Regions from separate parts of the Mus musculus genome. Here region 2 is linked to region 1. Evidence: chromatin loops called from intact Hi-C (ENCODE). Cell type or tissue: left cerebral cortex. All regions are shown on one strand. Each heading gives the region's core, and the rest is flanking DNA. Links, peaks and the distances in the headings are about the cores only. Region 1 holds the start of Scd1 (stearoyl-Coenzyme A desaturase 1). Region 2 overlaps Scd2 (stearoyl-Coenzyme A desaturase 2).

Region 1 (8,331 bases), core at 128-8,127:
GTGAGCTCAATTCCCAGCAACCACAGGGTGACTCGCAACCATCTGTAATGGGATCTGATGCCCTTTTCTGGTGTGTCTGAAGACGACGACAGTTTCTCCATATACATAAAATAAATAAATAATTTTTACAAAAGATTCTCATATACTTGCTACATATTTTAAACAGGGTACCATGAATACTGTATTTAACCCTGGAACTTTGAACAGCAGAGAAAATCTGAGTTCAAGGCCAGCCTGGTCTACAGAGTTCCAGAACACTCAGGGACACACAGAGAAACCCTGTCTCAAAAACAAACAAACAAAACCAAACCACCCACAAACCCCTTCTACTTTCCAGTAGAGGAAGTATATCCCAGAAAGGTTAGGTCTGAACAGGGCTACACAATTAGCAAACTAGGAACCCAGTGCCACAACATTTTCCTGACTCATCATCTTCTAGGCATGCAGGCTTAGAGGACATAATTTCTTTTTTTGTTTGTTTGGGTTTTTTGTTTGTTTGTTTGTTTGTTTTGAGACAGGGTTTCTCTGTGTAGCCCTGGCTGTCCTGGAACTCACTCTGTAGACCAGGCTGGCCTCAAACTCAGAAATCCACCTGCCTCTGCCTTCCAAGTGCTGGGATTAAAGGCGTGCGCCACCACCCGCCTGGCTAGGATACTAATTTCTTCTTCTAATATCTTGAATGGGTAAAGAGGTCCTTTGCATCCCCAGCTCTTCTCTGGCCAGCACTCACAGGCTGGGACAGAGGCTCTGGTAGACACTGCTTTCATGACTAAGAAGCAACAACAACAACAACAATAGATCCTCAGAAGCCATCGACTTTTGTTGCAGTCAAGAGGTACACACTGCATAATGTCTATGTCCTGTAGCGGAGACAGAAACCTTCTAAGCAGCTTCCTGTGCACCCCCATTTTCCTCTTCCAGAGTCCTTGTGAGCCAGAGTCAGTGTCTGTCATCCAAAGTAAATTCTAGCCACATTCTCTCAGAGATGATGTCTGCTACCCACGGTCATATGGCAATCTGATTGTCTTATGTACCGGATCTGACCACACTGTACCAGAGCTCCTCAGAAAACCACTAGCAATCAATGGGAGAAAAGAGAAGGTTTGGGGCAACATAGAAGTCCTCAACTTTACACCAAGGAAGTATACATGTTGGGTTCATGCTGTAGATGACCCAGGCACAATCTAGACCACATATGTCAACAGGGGAATTGGGACAAGGACACAGGCACACTGGGATATTCTACCCAAACCTCATCACACCCCATCCCTTGAACTATCACGTCCACCTGTTGGTAAAGGAACATCTGAAGAGTTATTGTAAGCAGTGGGCTAGATCCGTGGTGGCCTTTAATTCCAGTACTTGGGAGGCAGAGGCAGTCAGATCTCTGTGAGTTGAAGGTCAGCCTGGTGTACAGCGAGGCACTGTCTCAAAAAAAAGGGGGTGGGGGGTAGACGGGAGAAGTGGGCTGGAGACTCTTTGAGTCTTGAGCGTTATCAGAGATCTCTTCAGAACTGGGTTCTTTTGCCGAGTTAATAAAGAGAATAAAGGGGCTCTGGAAATAGCTTTCTCAAGATAAAGGCCGGGAAGCGGGGTAGCTAGCCTAAGAACAGAACCGCGCTAACCCCCAACAAAGCACTGCTGCTCTACTTGTGACGTGGAAAAACAGCGGATCCTCTCAGATCTAGGTCATCTGGACAACTTCTAAGAGGACACTCCCAGGACCAAATTTAACTACTTAGAAGACCTATGAGGCCCAGGGCAGAAGAGTTAATACCTGGCTAACTATCCCTCTCCCAACCTTATGCTCTGAGAGAGCTGCCACAAAATACCCACAGCTATTACTGTTCCAGAGAAACCTGCCATGTCTTAAGGAGAGGGGACCTCTCTGAGAGACCCCCTGCTTCTCCTTCCCAACTCAGGTTTCTTAGACGAAACCACATGTAAAGCTCAAATGTATCCCAGAGGTGGCCCACACCCAGTGAATCCCCGGGGAGCTGAATTAGAGGCAGGGCTGCTGAAAGTCCATTCTCTGCCAAGGAGGGGTCACCAGGGCAAGAGGACTGGACTTCCGAACGCTTTGGGTCCTTCGCACTTCATGGTCTCAGGGGACACAGCAAGAGCAGGCTAGATGTGGGAATGGAACCAGAACCTTATTTCATTCTTTTAACATGCTGCTGATTCGCAGGTGCTGCACCCTGGAGAATGACCTGGCGCAGAACACCCACCTGGAGACTGGGTGCTGTAGAAACCTGCATCGTCTTTCCCCAAGGCAAACCAGCTTGGTCTAGTCAAGAGTTTGGAGTCAGAATAGTTGTGTGGAAATAACTGCCTTTTGTCCCTTTCTTTTCAAGGACTGCTCTGGTACAGTGTCCTCGGGGTCTGTTCCCTGCCCTGGCTGAAGAGTAGTCCACAATTGTCCCTGACTAGCACGGGATTTCCCATGCCTCTCAGGTAGGGCTGGGTTCTCTTGGGTCAGGTGGGGCCAGGATGCACAGCTTAAGCAAGCGTCTCATACAGAAAAGCTTGTTCAGAGAGAGTTGCTTCTCTGCCTCAGGTAGACCCCTCCCAGTCTCCTGCACAGGGACTCAGTATTCATGTTAAGTCCCACAAGGAACCAGAAAAAAAGGCTGGGGAAATCTGAACAGAGCAGCCACTGCCTTGGGTCAGAGGGTACCTTATTAGAGAGCAAAGAGAAATCTGAGGCACTGGCCCAAGACAAGGGGCGCTGCTCACCGAAGAGGCAGGTGTAGAGCTTGCAGGAGGGAACCAGTATGATCCCGTACAGGCCTCCCAAGTGCAGCAGGACCATGAGAATGATGTTCCTCCAGACGTACTCCAGCTTGGGCGGGGGTCCCTCCTCATCCTGATAGGTGGGGTCGTGAATATCTTCTTTCATTTCAGGACGGATGTCTTCTTCCAGGTGGAGGGGCACCGTCTTCACCTTCTCTCGTTCATTTCCGGAGGGAGGTGCAGTGATGGTGGTGGTGGTCGTGTAAGAACTGGAGATCTGCAAAGAAAAAATTCAGTCGGGGGAGGCCGATCTGTGGGGCTCTCTCTCTCTGTCTCTCTCTGTGTGTTGTGTGTGTGAGAGAGAGAGAGAGAGAGAAATAGGAAAGAAGAATGAAACATTTATAGCCTCAGTAACACACAAAGGGATCCCCGTGTAAGTTATACAAGTATCGGTAGGACGGGCTTTTCTTTAAAGCAGCGGTTCTTAACCTGTGTCTCACGCTCAGCCCCTTTGGGGGTCAAATGTCCCTTTCAGAGGGGCAGCCCAAGACCATCGGAAAACAGATATTTACATTACGATTCAAAACAGTACCAAAATTAAAGTTATGAAGTAGCAACGAAATCATTTTATGGTTGGGGGGGAGGGGGTCACCACAACATGAAAAACTGTAGTAAATAAAGGATCGCAGCATCTTGAAAATTGAGAACCGCTGCTTTAAAGCTAAAGGCACGAAAGTTGGGACTCATCTGCCCAAATTACAATCTACACCTCTCAACCAACCGGTCACGTCAGAATTCGAGAAAGCCCAGTAGTCCGGAGAACTCTCAACTTTCTCCTCCCGGGACCAGTCACCTAGCTGCGTGGCCAGTGCAAGGAGCGAGGGCCGCTTCTGGAAGCTCACCTCTTGGAGCATGTGGGCCGGCATGATGATAGTCAGTTGCTCGCCTCACTTTCCCAGTGCTGAGATCGAGCGTGGACTTCGGTTCCGGAGCCCGTTGGTGTAGGCGAGTGGCGGAACTGCGCTTGGAAACCTGCCCTCCTGACTCTCGGGATGGGTGTTCAGCCCGGTCTGGCTGTGCACAGATCTCCCTGGGCTGGGATTTTAAAGGGTAGAGCAGGCGATGGGATGACCGTGTTCAGTATTTCCTCAGCCCCCTTTTATCGGCTGCCAGCAAAGGGTAAAGAGCGCAGAGATAGCTAGCCAAGGAAGCCAGGCGTGGAGGTGAGGGAGGGAGGGAGGGAGGGAGGGAGGAAGGGAGGGAGGGAGGGAGGGAGGGAGAGAGAGAGGGCGGGACCAAGAACGGGAAAGAAAGCCAAGTAGATTCCAGAGTAGACCTTGGAGGCGCCGGGATGCTGAAGGCATCAACAGGGCGCGCTGCTCCAACCCCCTGCCTGGGGATAAATGCTAATGTGCCTCCTGTGAAGCCCGTCTTGTCATTGGCCAAAGAGAATTTGGTGCCACCTTGTCCTGCCTTTTCCATTGGCTAGGCGCAATCTGCTGTTCCCTCTGCCTCTAGCTTCTCGCTCTCTCCTCCCCTCTTTTTCTCCTTATCCTCTTTGCTGTGGGCTGATGGGTGACTTTTCTTTAAGAGCAGGATAACGTGATTCCAAGTAGGAATTGTGTGCAAGCCTAGGACTTTGGTCTGGCGCTTAGCAAATGGTTCACTGGGGAAATCGCATCGAAAGAAGTGAGGAAGACACTGGCTACCGCCACTCACAACTCGGTCTAACTTCACATCTACCCCCACTTCCAGGCACCAGCAAAGAGAAACCCCGGGAGACTGGGATATGAGGGTGCGCCCAGGGCTCTGACCCGGGAAAACAATAGTGTATCCCTTCAGCCAGCATCCGGTTGCTGCTGCGTTCTTGACAGCACACGCTGAGTTACAACTGCACTCACTCATTGGGCTCCGTCTGCCGGGGACCGCCTCTGCTGGGAGCCAGAGCCCAATCCTAGCTGCTTCTCCTCAAACGGGACGGGACGTTTGAGAGCTCCTTAGATCCTCACGTTGAGATTCCAAGAAAAGGGACTAAGGAATCAAAGGGCCTGAGTGTGCGGTGCGAATAGCAAACAGGCACTTTGCGATCCCTAAGAAGTCTCAAGAATTTCCTTTTTGTTGAACCCACACTGACCCTGAGCAGTAGGTATTCCTTGGTACTTACTGTTATTGGTTTCTTTTTAGACAAGGTCTCTGAAGCTCTGACTGTCCTGGAACTCACAGTGTAGACCAAACTGGCCTCAAGCTTCATAGATCTGTGTCTGCCTTTGAGCTGGGTCCAGCTCCTCGGTCTTTTTAAAAAGGAAGTGAAATTTAAAAGAGTTGAGGTTACCTGTGGTCACGCTTAGCCAGTGTATGGTGGAGCTAGGAATTGAGTATCAGATGAGTGGCTCAAAGGTAAAGGCAGGCCTGGCATGGTGGCGCATGCCTTTAATCCCAGCACTCAGGAGGCAGAGGCAGGCGGATTTCTGAGTTCAAGGCCAGCCTGGTCTACAAGGTGAGTTCCAGGACAGCCAGGGCTACACAAAGAAACTCTGTCTCAAAAAGCCAAATGCAGCCTGGTCTACATAGTGAGTTCTTTTCTTTTTTTCCTCTTCTCGCTTTTCTTCTGCCTGCCTGCCTGCCTGCCTGTCTGTCTGTCTGTCTGATATCAATGGCTTTGCAGCCTACTCTACATAGTTCCTTTCTTTCTTCTGAAAAAAAAATTTAAGATACGGTTTCTCTATGTAGCTCTCACTATGTTGGAATTTGCTTTGTAGTCCAGGCTGGGCTTCAAACTCAGAGGTGTGCCTGTCTCTGCCTCTCAAGTGCTGGCATAAAGGTTTGTGCCACTAAGCCCAATTTACAAAGCAAATTGTAGATCATTCAGGGTTACATAGACCTGTTTGACAATAGCAGCAGCCAGGTTCTCCTGGGAATTTCCCCTATTCCCTCATTCTGCTCTTATCCCCTAGATCTGGGGATATTACCTGGACTAAACTGTAACACACGTTTGCCAGAAAAGACAAGGGCAGACCCAAGACAGCATGCAGTATAGGAGTCCACTACCTCTCTCCAAAATCAAGCTGCTATGCTAGTGAGAAAGCTTTGGGGCCCCAGAAAACGTTGGGTAAGAGAGAGTTGATTTCAGTGTCTCTAACTGGAGTGGAGACATAGTAGGGACCGGGTTTGTCTGTAATCTTATATGACTGTAACATGGCACCCACTGTAGACTTCAGGAGCTTCCAACCGAGCACACACTAAGACTGCATAATAGGAAAGAAAACTGTGGAAAAACACACGAGTTGGTATCAGGAATTATTAGGACAGTGACTAGCTAGAACGCCTAAATAAATACGATTTGCTTATAGTATATATTTTAAATGTTTATTTTTATTTTTAATTATATGTCTCTATGGGTGGGTTACATGTGCCCAGAGGTATGAGAATCCCTGGAGCTGCAATAACTGGTGGTTGTGAGCTGTTTGACATGTGTGCTGAGAACTGATCTCTGGTCCCCTGCCAGAGCAATGAAGGACATTTAACTACTGAGCTGTCTCTCTCTCTCTTTTTTTTTTTTTTACAATATAACTTACAACTCTCAGCACATGCCTATAATCCCAGCACTCAGGGGGCAAAAGCAGATAAATCTCTGAGTTCCAGGCAAGCCAGAGCTACCTACATAGTGAGGTCCTTTCTCTAAATAAATCAAATTTTAGCATTGTAATTCAGCACATGTTTTAGTGCAGATGAAGGGAAAGCAGAAGGTAAGTTAGAGATGAGGACGGGCATTAGAGCTTTCCTCTGGGTACCAACGGAGTCTTTAAATTCTAAGAGATTGAAAAGAGAGCAAGGAAAAAGTAAAAGTCAGGTCCCACTTAGCCATTTTAAGTAAACACACAGACCTTAGCAAGAATCCATAGAAACGGAGGCCGCTCGTAGAACTGGAGGGCACTCATAGAAACGGAGGCCGCTCACTCAGTCCCTCTCAAGCACGCTGGGCCCATTATTCCGACAAGATTGTACATATTGAGGGCAGGTCCGGGAAAGCAGGTTCACGCTTGGAAAGCCCCTGGATCGTGGCCATCTCTCTGCGTGCCTTTATCCCACAAAGCACCTGGCCAGCTGACTCTTCTGACCTAGAGGGGCACGGTGAAGATGTGTTCCATTGTCCCTCACTGGCAGACACTCTTTAAAAACTGTCACTACTATTGAAAAGGACTGATTGGCACCTAATCTAGAGTGTGTGATGTGTTTGTGTCACCGATCCCATCCTCTTTCATTAACGTAAAAAAACCTGAAGGCCCTCATGGACGGAGGAAGAATGGCCTTCGGCTGATCATGTGAGACAGTTTCCATTCTGTTTCTCTAACTAGGAAACTGTTTCCCTTTCGAGCAGAGGTCACCTCCCGTCGGAGGCTCTAGGTAATAACAGAGCAGAGTTGTCATTTTGACTTGGATTTTGTATTAATTTCATTATAAGAGAGCAAATTTTCCCAACAATTATGAAAGGAAAAAGTATTAGCCTCTTTAAAGGGTTTGTACAGATTGATGAAAACTCAGAATGATTAAAAATGAAAGTACTGAATAGGAACCCTTGATAGAATTATAGATAATCTACAAATAAATAACTAAGATTTGACTTTATTAGCTGTTAAAAAGGCAACAGTGAATATAGTTTGTTACTATTAAAGACCTTATAATATTCTATGTTGGGGAAAATAAGCCAGATTTTCTGTTTTGTTTTATTGTATGTATGTATGTATGTATGTATGTATGTATGTATGTATCTATCTATCTATCTATCTATCTATCTATCTATCTATCTATCTATCTATCTAATGTATCTTGTTTTTGCTATGTAGACCAGGCTGGCCTTAAACTCACAGAAATCTGCTTGCCTCTGCCTCCTGAGTGTTGGGACTAAAGGTGTGTGCCACTGTACCTCTTTAAAGATTTATTTTTATTTTTAATTGTGGTGTGTGTGTGTGTGTGTGTGTGTGTGTGTGTGTGTGTGTGTGTGAGAGAGAGAGAGAGAGAGAGAGAGAGAGAGAGAGAGAGAGAGAGAGAGGCTCACCAGTGGAACCAGAAGACAACCTGTAGGAGTTGGTTCTCTCCTTCAACTATGTGGGGCCTGGGACTCGAACTCATGCCACTAGGTTTAGCAGAAAATGTCATTACACACTGAGCCTTCTTGCCAGCCAAAGGTTTGGTTTTTGAGACAGGGTCTCACTATGTATCCCTGGCCAGCCTGGAACTTATTATTAGACGAGACTATACTCAAACTCACAGCTCTGCTGGCCTCTGCCTCCCAAGTTTCTGAGTACTGGGCTTAAAGGTGTGGGCTGCCATGTGCAGCTGACATCGAAGTTTCTTTTCGTGGGCTGGAGAGATGGCTTAGTAGTTAAGAGTGCCACACTCTCCCAAGACACCTGGGTTTGATTCCCAGCACCCACATGGCAGCTTTAACTGCCGGGTAATATTGGTAACTCCAGTTCCAGGGGATCCAGTGCCCTCTCTAGACACATATGCAGGCAAAATATCTATATATACAAAAGGAAAAAAAAAACTATTTCCAGGGAGATGCATGCAGACAGTTTTCAGGCAGGTGGTCGGGCC
Region 2 (8,331 bases), core at 31-8,030, 99 kb before region 1:
CTTCGCGGGCTAATCAGCCCTCCTGGGTGATGCTGTGGTTAAGTGGGAAGCACAGCACTCGAGGTTGTGTTCTTAAGTGCCTCTGTTTGAAAGCTTTGGGTAGGGTAGGAGAGCTGAGATGCCATGAATTTCACAGAAAGGCTCTCGTGCAGCAGTGCAGAAGCCTGGCCGCGTCGGCTGTACAGCATACCAGGTGCTGTGCTTCGAGGGGACAGTCTTCCTGGGCTAGTTGAATAGAGAGAGGCTTTAGGGCCTTCCTGTGCCCACTTGAAAGTAGCCTTACCCTTCAGCTGTTTGCTAAAAGAGAATTCTTGGGCGAATCCAAGGTATTTGCTGAGCTGTGGCCCTATTCTATTCCTTGGATATGCCTTTTGAGTGATTTCAGTTCCGCTGGTTATGGTGCCCACTTAAACAAATGTGAAAAATAAAAGCAGCTCTCTTCTTAGCCTGCCCCGTGGATCTGAACCATGCTGTGGCTAAGGACCCCGTAAAATAACATCTGTCGTTAAGGGTGTACCAGCTCACTAAGAAACACTGCTATCAAGATTTTTAAAGCTCAAACCAAGTGACACTTTTAATAAGAGACTAAGATCTGATTGAGGGAGTTTTCTAACAGTCCTTGCCTCGTGGACACGCTAAAGTTTGACTTGGGTGCCTTACCTCTTTTCTAACCAGTGTTGCTCGTGAGCCTGTGGCGCTCGCTTGCTCGCTCGCTCGCTCGCTCCGTGGATTCCTTAAAACCAGAGAGCCTGTAAGTGTGGCAAGATCAAAACTGGCCTGGCTGGAGGGTTAGCTGGACATGGATCTGCAGGATTGCCTCTGGGGACCTCGTTTTGGGAACTTTTCTTGGGGCTGTTTTGCTCAAGTGCCCGTAGCTGATGGATGGGTGAAGTAATTTTGAACGTACGCGATTTGTAGGTTTTGTTATTTGTTTTAAGATTTAAAAGCTGGTTATAGGATTTTAAGTGAAAGCTTTTCTTCCTGGTTTGCTAGTGTTCTTGAGTGTCTTCTTTAGTTGAAATAGGTTAGTAGGAAATTTAAGAAAGTGGTGGCCGTGTTACACTGGTGGTGAAGGCCAGGGCCGCCTACCAACTCTCAGTTTTTTGTAACAGTCCCACTCTGACGATAATGAGTTCACTCCTTGGATAAGGATGTTAATGAGGGAAGAGCCTTCCCGACCTGACCTAATCAGCTCTTACTGGACCCAGCTGTCAACACTGTTGCATTGGGGATTTAAGTTTCCAACCCATGACTTATGGGACAGATTCAAACCGTAGCACTGGGCATTTCGCCTAACAATACTGTGACTCAGTATTCTGTGAAACTGGGATAATATTCCTGACCTACCTCCACGGGTAGGTGTGAGCATGAGAAAATGCTCTTTATAAAACATTTGGGGATCCTCTGCAGAGGAGTATTTAAGTCCTGCACATTTTTGTAGTAACTGTCCATCGTGGACTTGACATGTGCCTATGTCCCAGATGACGTTGTTAATCTACATCATTCTCAGAGGTTGAATGGATGCGTCAGATAATGTATACTCACTGCTATGAAAACATGCAGGACTCCGTTTCCTTCCTTGGGTGGGATTTTTCCTTTATTATGTGCAACTGTAGTTATTTGTAATCTAATAATTTTCATTAATACCAACTCCGAAAGTATTTCTACTCATCTGAGGTTGTGTTTGTTCATAATAAAATGAAATGATCTGACTGCAAAATGTCTCGTGGTGTTTTGGCTGCAATACAGCCTCCCAGGAGCTGGGTGGTGGCAACGGTGGCGCGCAACTTTAATCCCAGCAATAGGGAGTCAGGGGCAGGCAGATGTCTGAGTTTGAGGCCAGCCTGGTCTACAGAGTGAGACTCAGGACAACTAGGGCTACACAGAGAAACCCTGTCTTAAATTTAAAAAAGGAAAAAGAGAATTTAGAAGTCATGAGGTTTGAGTCATACCCCAGTAACCTGCCCTGCCTTCGGTGTTATTTGAGATTCATTTCTGGGAACAGGAAACCAGTAGTAAGTGGATATTAAATCAGAAACATCAGCTGGCACCTTGGCTTGACAAATGCCAGGTCTTTGAGTAGCTCATGGCCAAACACACCCAGTCAACGAAGCGTCTTAGTGCAGATCTTTCCTTGAAGCTCTGGTTGGGCAGTCCAGCTCATTCTTAGGAATATCCTGTCTTTAGGGAACAGCTAGCCTCTCAAAGTGCTGATGCCTGAAGGAAAGCCACCCAGGGAGGGGTTCACCATCACAAGATGGGAAAGGCAGGGCTTGGTTTCCCTCCTTATGTCCTTCTCTGTAGCCTTTTCTGCTTCCTCTGCGGTTACTTAGAGGCTACCAAAAGGGAACACGGGTCGGGTCGTGCAAGACTGGGCTCCTAGTTCACCTCAATCCCTGAGTCTGTTTTTACCTAAGACATCCATTCTAAAGGACTCTTGTAAGGTCATGGTGCCAGCCTGTGATTCTAGCTACTTGAGGGAGGGAGGAAGAGAGGGAGGGAAGGCCTGGAAGTTCAAGGCCTGCCAGGCAACCTAGTGAGATTGCCTCAAAATTTAAAGAAATAAAGGGGACCGGTGGAGTCAGTGAAGGTGTGTTCCTTAGCAACTCTACAGGGCTCAGTAATTCTGAATCCCGAATCAGGGACTGCATGCTGACTCTTTGCCAGTCCTTAAGAGCCAGGCCAACAATTGTTGCTTCTTGTTCAAGGGTAAAGATCCCCTGAAGATAGCAATAAATTCCTTTGGGTGGTGGTGGTTTTGTAGGAGAGGCTAATCTTAGGTTAAGGTCCTAGTGAAATCAAACCATGTCACAAAAGGAAAAGAAACACTTCAAAGATACTGATGGAGACAAGAGTAGATTGCCTGATGCCCAGTGGCTACCAGTTTTCTACTTCCACAGAGAAACCGGGAAATGTCCTCCAAAATGTCTACCAGGGCAGGAAAAGGGGAAGAAATAAAACCAAGTCACACATGTAACTATTGGAAGCTGTTGATATATTGCCAGAAAAAAGGCAAATTTACCTCCATAAACTAGCAATGGATAATTTAACAATGACACAGAACGGGATCGCCACAAAATCAAAAGCAGTAAGTGTTATGCTTAAGTACCCCAGGGTGCTGCCTGGAGAAGTGGGTCGGGTGGTCATACCTCTGATCCCAGCACTTGGGGTATGGGGATCCCGACAGGTAGGTGGATCTCTAAGGCCAGCTTGACCCACTGTCATGAGCACCAGGCCAGCCAAGGCAAGTAGTGAAACCCTCTCTCAAAAGTATCAAGTACTATTGAAGGAAAACACAAGGGGAAAAAAAATAAGGCTAAGTAACGTTATAGGTGGGAAGGCTTAGTATTGATGGTAGTGCTCCCAAAACAGACTTGCCAATTCAAGACAATCCTTATCAAGTAATGTTCCAGTGAGGTAGATGAATATATAGATTATAACATTCACAGGGGAATTCAAGAGACCCAGAATAGACAAATAGAAAACATGCACACGTGCACATACAAAGATGGATGAAATTTATTCTTTCAAACTTTCTTCAAAGGGCCATTAATAAAAGTGGATAAATCCAGACCAAGTGGGGTTGAAAGTAGACATTTACAATTAACAGATACTTGGCAAGCATTCAGATGGCTCAACTGGTAAAGAGAATCTTCTAGCAGAGTTAAACAAGTGAATATCCGCAGGTAACTGTTACTATTGTTGGCCCACCACGTCATATCACACACAGCTAGGAACTCAAATATATTATGTAAAGCTAAAATTCCCTGAGGAGAAAACACTGGTGTGCACAGATGATAATTTCTTATGACAGTAGAAACAACGACCCTTTTTAAGTGTTACGAATTCGGTTTCGTCAAAGTAGAGGCTTTAGGTCTTCAAAAGATACCATCAGGTAACTGAGAAGGCAGATGGGGATGTGTGAGGGCTTAGTGCTGAGAGTCTGTGAAATGCATGCTTTCATTCTGCTGTTAGCAAGACTGAGTCAAATCCTGCCTGGAAGCAAGAGCTGTACTGCTGAGCAAGACCCACAGCAAAGGAACCCTTACAGGTCAACAACAAAAAGACGACAGGGATACCATGCTACATATATAATATGTATTATGGTATATATATAATAATACATATATAATAACAATAAATACCTGCTATTAGAAATAAGGCATTTGAGTAGACATTCATGACCAGAAGACCCACAGATGGGCAAAAAAGACATGGAAAGGTACTTGGTATTAGCAGCCCTCAACCCCGTACTAAGCAGCGTACTGAAATACCTCATTTCCACTAAAATAACTGTAATAAAAACATAAAAGTAAAAAGGAAGTGTTGCTGAGGATGTGAACAGACAGAGACACTCACTCGCTGCGGATGAAAATCTGAGATTGTGCGTCTCCTTTGGAAAGAAGACCAGCCATCTCCCAAATAGTTAGCAACAAGCAGGCACGGATCGCAGACACACTTCTAGGCATCCACCCAAAGGATGTGGAAAGATGTGTCCACACAAAAACTTGCACATGGGGCTGGTGAGATGGCTCAGTGGTTAAGAGCACCGACTGCTCTTCCGAAGATCCTGACTTCAAATCCCAGCAACCACGTGGTGGCTCACAGCCATCTGTAATGAGATCTGACGCCCTCTTCTGGTGCATCTGAAGACAGCTACAGTGTACTTAAGATATAATAATAAATAAATCTTTAAAAAAAAAAAAAAACTTGCACATGGATGTCCATACCTGCATTACATCACAGTACAAAAGCAGAAACAATCCAAACATCTATCAGCAGAGGTGTAAACACAATGTATTTTTAAGACAGTGCAGTATTTCTCAGCTATAGGAATGAAGTACAAGACAGACCATTTTTCTGACTCAGACCAAAGAGGTACTTCAGGAGTCTATTTATATGAAGTGTCTGAAACAGGCACATCTAGAGTCAGAAGGCAGATTGGGAGTTACCAGGGGCCAGAGAAGAATGGAAAGTAATGAGCCCTCTTACGGTGAATAACATTTCCAAAAGATACATTGTGATGGTTGCACAACTGAGCAAATATGCTAAGATAGCTGTAGGGTTTCCATTGCTGGGAACAGACACCATGACCAAGGCAACTCTTCTAAAGGACAGCACTTAATTGGGGCTGGCTTACAGGTTCAGAGGTTCAGTCCATTATCATCAAGGCAGGAGCATGGCAGCATCCAGGCAGGCATGGTAGCTGAGAGTACTACATCTTCATCTGAAGGCTGTTAGCAGAATACTGACTTCCAGGCAGCTAGGATGAGGTGACACACGTACTCCAGCAAGGCTACACCTCCAAATTAGTACCACTCATTGGACCAAGCATATTCAAACCATGATAATAGCTAATAATTTTTTTTTAAGTTTTGGTTTTTCTAGATAGGGTTTCTCTGTGAAGCCCTGCCTGGCTTGGAACTCTTTGTAGAGTCTGACCTCAAACTCAGAGATCCACCTGCCTCTTCCTCCTGAGTGTTGGGACTAAAGGTTTTCGCTACAATGCCCTGGCTTAGTAACTATAAATTTTTAAGGTGCAATTTCGGTTTATAGATTATTTGTCTAATAACAGACGTTAAATGAGAAGGGCACTTTGTGTTGGATTGTTTTTAGTCCTAACAGAGCCTGAGGTTGGATTGCAAATGTACCAGAAAGCACTGGTGAAAAATCACGTCTTCAATGGAAGGACATTCTCTCTTCTACATTCTAATTCAACAGTGAAGTGGCTTCCGGACTTTAAAAAAAAAAAAGACTAAGCATGTGACCAAAAGCAGCTGCTATAATGTAGCCTGTGAGATGATAATCTTGCCCCATCAAATTACAGTGGTTGGGGAAAGCCAGATACGGTCTTTTCTGTAAATGAAAGGGCTTGTGCCAAACTCAAACACAAATGCAGCACCTTTTGAAAGACAGACATCAAGCTCGCAGGCTGGAAGATGCGATGATTGTTAGCATTCTGTCTAAACTCCACCCCACAGTTACCTAGCAACAGTCAGACAGGCCTAGCCCACTCTAAGAGGGGCTGCTTGCCCCCTCCTCCCTCTCTTACTCTTGTTTCCCTCTTATTTCTCTCTTGCCCTCTTGGGATCTTCCCTTCTCCATTCCCTTCCCACCTCTCTCCATGAGCTCATGGCCGTGGCCAGCCTCTACTTCTCTACTCTCTCCCTCTCTCTGCCTTTCTCTGACTCTATTACCCTTCTAACTCCCCTCCCCATGCCCTAAATAAACTCTCTTCTATACTATACCATCATGTGGCTGGTCCCTCAGGGGAAGGGATGCCTCAGCATGGGCCCGCTGGGGCACCCCCTTCCCCCACACCTCACCACACCCCCATAGAACACATCCTATACCTCCTTATCTTTTTATAAACACATCAGTGATAATGCCAGGATCATTTCTCTGGTCAGGCACTAAGCTAAAGGCTGGAGGATGTCTCATCTCACATCAGAAGCAAGAGATGGGAGCGCCTCAGAGTGGTAGCTGAGTTCATTTAGAGGCAGCAGGAGTGGTGTGGCGATACTGCAGTCAGGCTCCACAGAATCCAGGCACCCTCTCCCTGCATGAGCTTACTGTGTTCTGGAACCAAACAATCTATCCAGCTCCCATTCTTGCTGTGACCTACCACACCCCAGTTTTACACCCACCTCTCAGACCACATAAATAGTGCTGGCATTTTCTCTCCTCGCAACTACAGTCTGGCTGCCTGTAAAGGACTGAGCACTATTATAACTAAGGGCAGCTTCCATTAATTGCAAATGTCTCCCTGCACTTCAATAGTGGCGCTCAGTGGCAAATGTCACGGGAAGTGGGCGTTCTCTTCGGTGACCTGTGCTTAATGTTCTATGCAACAAAGAAAGCACTGAGTTTTGGACAATGAATTCTGAGCACACGCCATAAATCCCAAAGATAAACTCCCTAAGGGACAGAGATTCTGCCCTGAAGTTGCTGGAGGCAGAAAGAGCCCTCCTCCTCTGGTGAGCACTCCTCCCACGCTATCTGCCCGGGGAACAGCAGAGAGCTCACAAAAGGGCAGTGTGTGCTGTGCTGACTCATGGTGATTTTGGTGCTGGGGACATCCAAGAGTCCATTGGCATCTTGGCCATTTTCCACTGAGAACAATGAGTAGTCAGGGTCAGGCCTTGAAAGACTTTGTGAACAAGAACAGCAAACGAGAGAAAACTGGTTGTCAAAGGCATGGCAGGCCCAGAACCACGCCTGGCTGTATTCTTACGATTTCTTTTTTTCTTTTTTCTTTTTCTTTAGAAGTGGAGGGTGAGGGTAAGAATTCTCCTCTGAGACTCTTTGGGTTAGTTATGCCTGTTAACTGAAGCAGCATTTCTTTGGCGTAGAAGCAACTTACACTGTAAAAATAAGGCTCTGTTTACTCTTGCCATGCTTGTAAGATGCCCTGGATTGCGTCCCCAACACTGGAAAAACAAAAACAAAAAACCTAACTAAGTGAATAAATGACATCATAAAAGCATCATTTTAAAGGTCCCAAATCCATGACCATGGCGCATGAATTTATATACTTATACTGTTTAGCCACCGCCATTTATTACTATTATTAGTTATTAATTAATCACCTGGTTTTCAGACAAGGTTTCTCTCAGTATCCTTGGCTGTCCTGGAATTCAGTCCGTTAGACCGGACTCTCTCTCTCTGCATCTCTAGTGCTGCTATAAGAGATGTTTATCACTATACTGGGCCTCATCTTTAGTTTTAAAAAAATGTCATTATCCTCACCCCAAAAGGAAACACTATTCCCATTCGAATGACTCCTCATGACCCTCCCACTGTATCAACAACCAATATGCTGCCTATGAATCGGTTGTTGTTTATGTCGGAGAAATAGCCATACTGTGTGTGTCTGGTAGCCTCCCTGCATGACATTCTGTGTGTCTCTTTGTAACAGGTCCCCCACCGCCCCCCCCCCCCAACCTGGTCCTTAGTTGGCTCCCAAATCTTAACACAACTAACATGGTGAAGTGATAGAAGTACTATTCAGGTCATGGAACCCAGCACATAGGCAGCACCACCCGCCAAAATGAAAACAAAGATCTAATTCATCAAAGGCCATAGCTCTGGGAAGTCTGTAAATGTACTAGCCTTGCTTTTTGGCTTCTGTAGTTCCCCTTCTGGCTAACTGTTCTTGCTAAATGTGTCAAACAAAGACATGTTTTGTATTGTGTGTGTGTGTGTGTGTGTGTGTGTGTGTGTGTGTGCTTAAAAGCTTGCCCTGAGAGAGCTGAAGAGATGGAACAGCAGTTCAGAGCATTGACCGCTTTGCCCAAGGTTCTAAGTTCAATTCCCAGCAACCACATGGTG

The links. Peaks named below come from ENCODE experiments on the same cell type or tissue, not always from the same donor. Only the 100,000 strongest peaks of a DNase experiment are listed, where the experiment ranks them.
Region 2: a loop joins it to region 1, with 2.5 times the contacts of the local background. A loop is called at or near these places in 4 of 42 quality-filtered maps.

Annotation. Positions count from the first base shown.
Region 1 is chr19:44,403,751-44,412,081 of GRCm38, forward strand. Scd1 (stearoyl-Coenzyme A desaturase 1) reads right to left here and starts at 3,959. Exons shown (of 6, transcript NM_009127.4): 1 at 3,636-3,959; 2 at 2,737-3,010. The coding sequence starts at 3,659. In left cerebral cortex, for the core only: a CTCF peak has its summit at 3,731; DNase peaks (open chromatin) are centred at 3,767, 4,181 and 4,595; H3K4me3 peaks cover 2,298 bases; H3K27ac peaks cover 1,269 bases.
Region 2 is chr19:44,305,145-44,313,475 of GRCm38, forward strand. It overlaps Scd2 (stearoyl-Coenzyme A desaturase 2), which reads left to right. Exons shown (of 6, transcript NM_009128.2): 6 at 1-1,720. Among named protein-coding and RNA genes, the nearest start is that of Mir5114, 6.1 kb to the left of the region's middle. In left cerebral cortex, for the core only: a CTCF peak has its summit at 4,641 (motif pointing left); DNase peaks (open chromatin) are centred at 1,289, 1,841, 3,925, 4,525 and 2 more places; H3K27ac peaks cover 3,296 bases.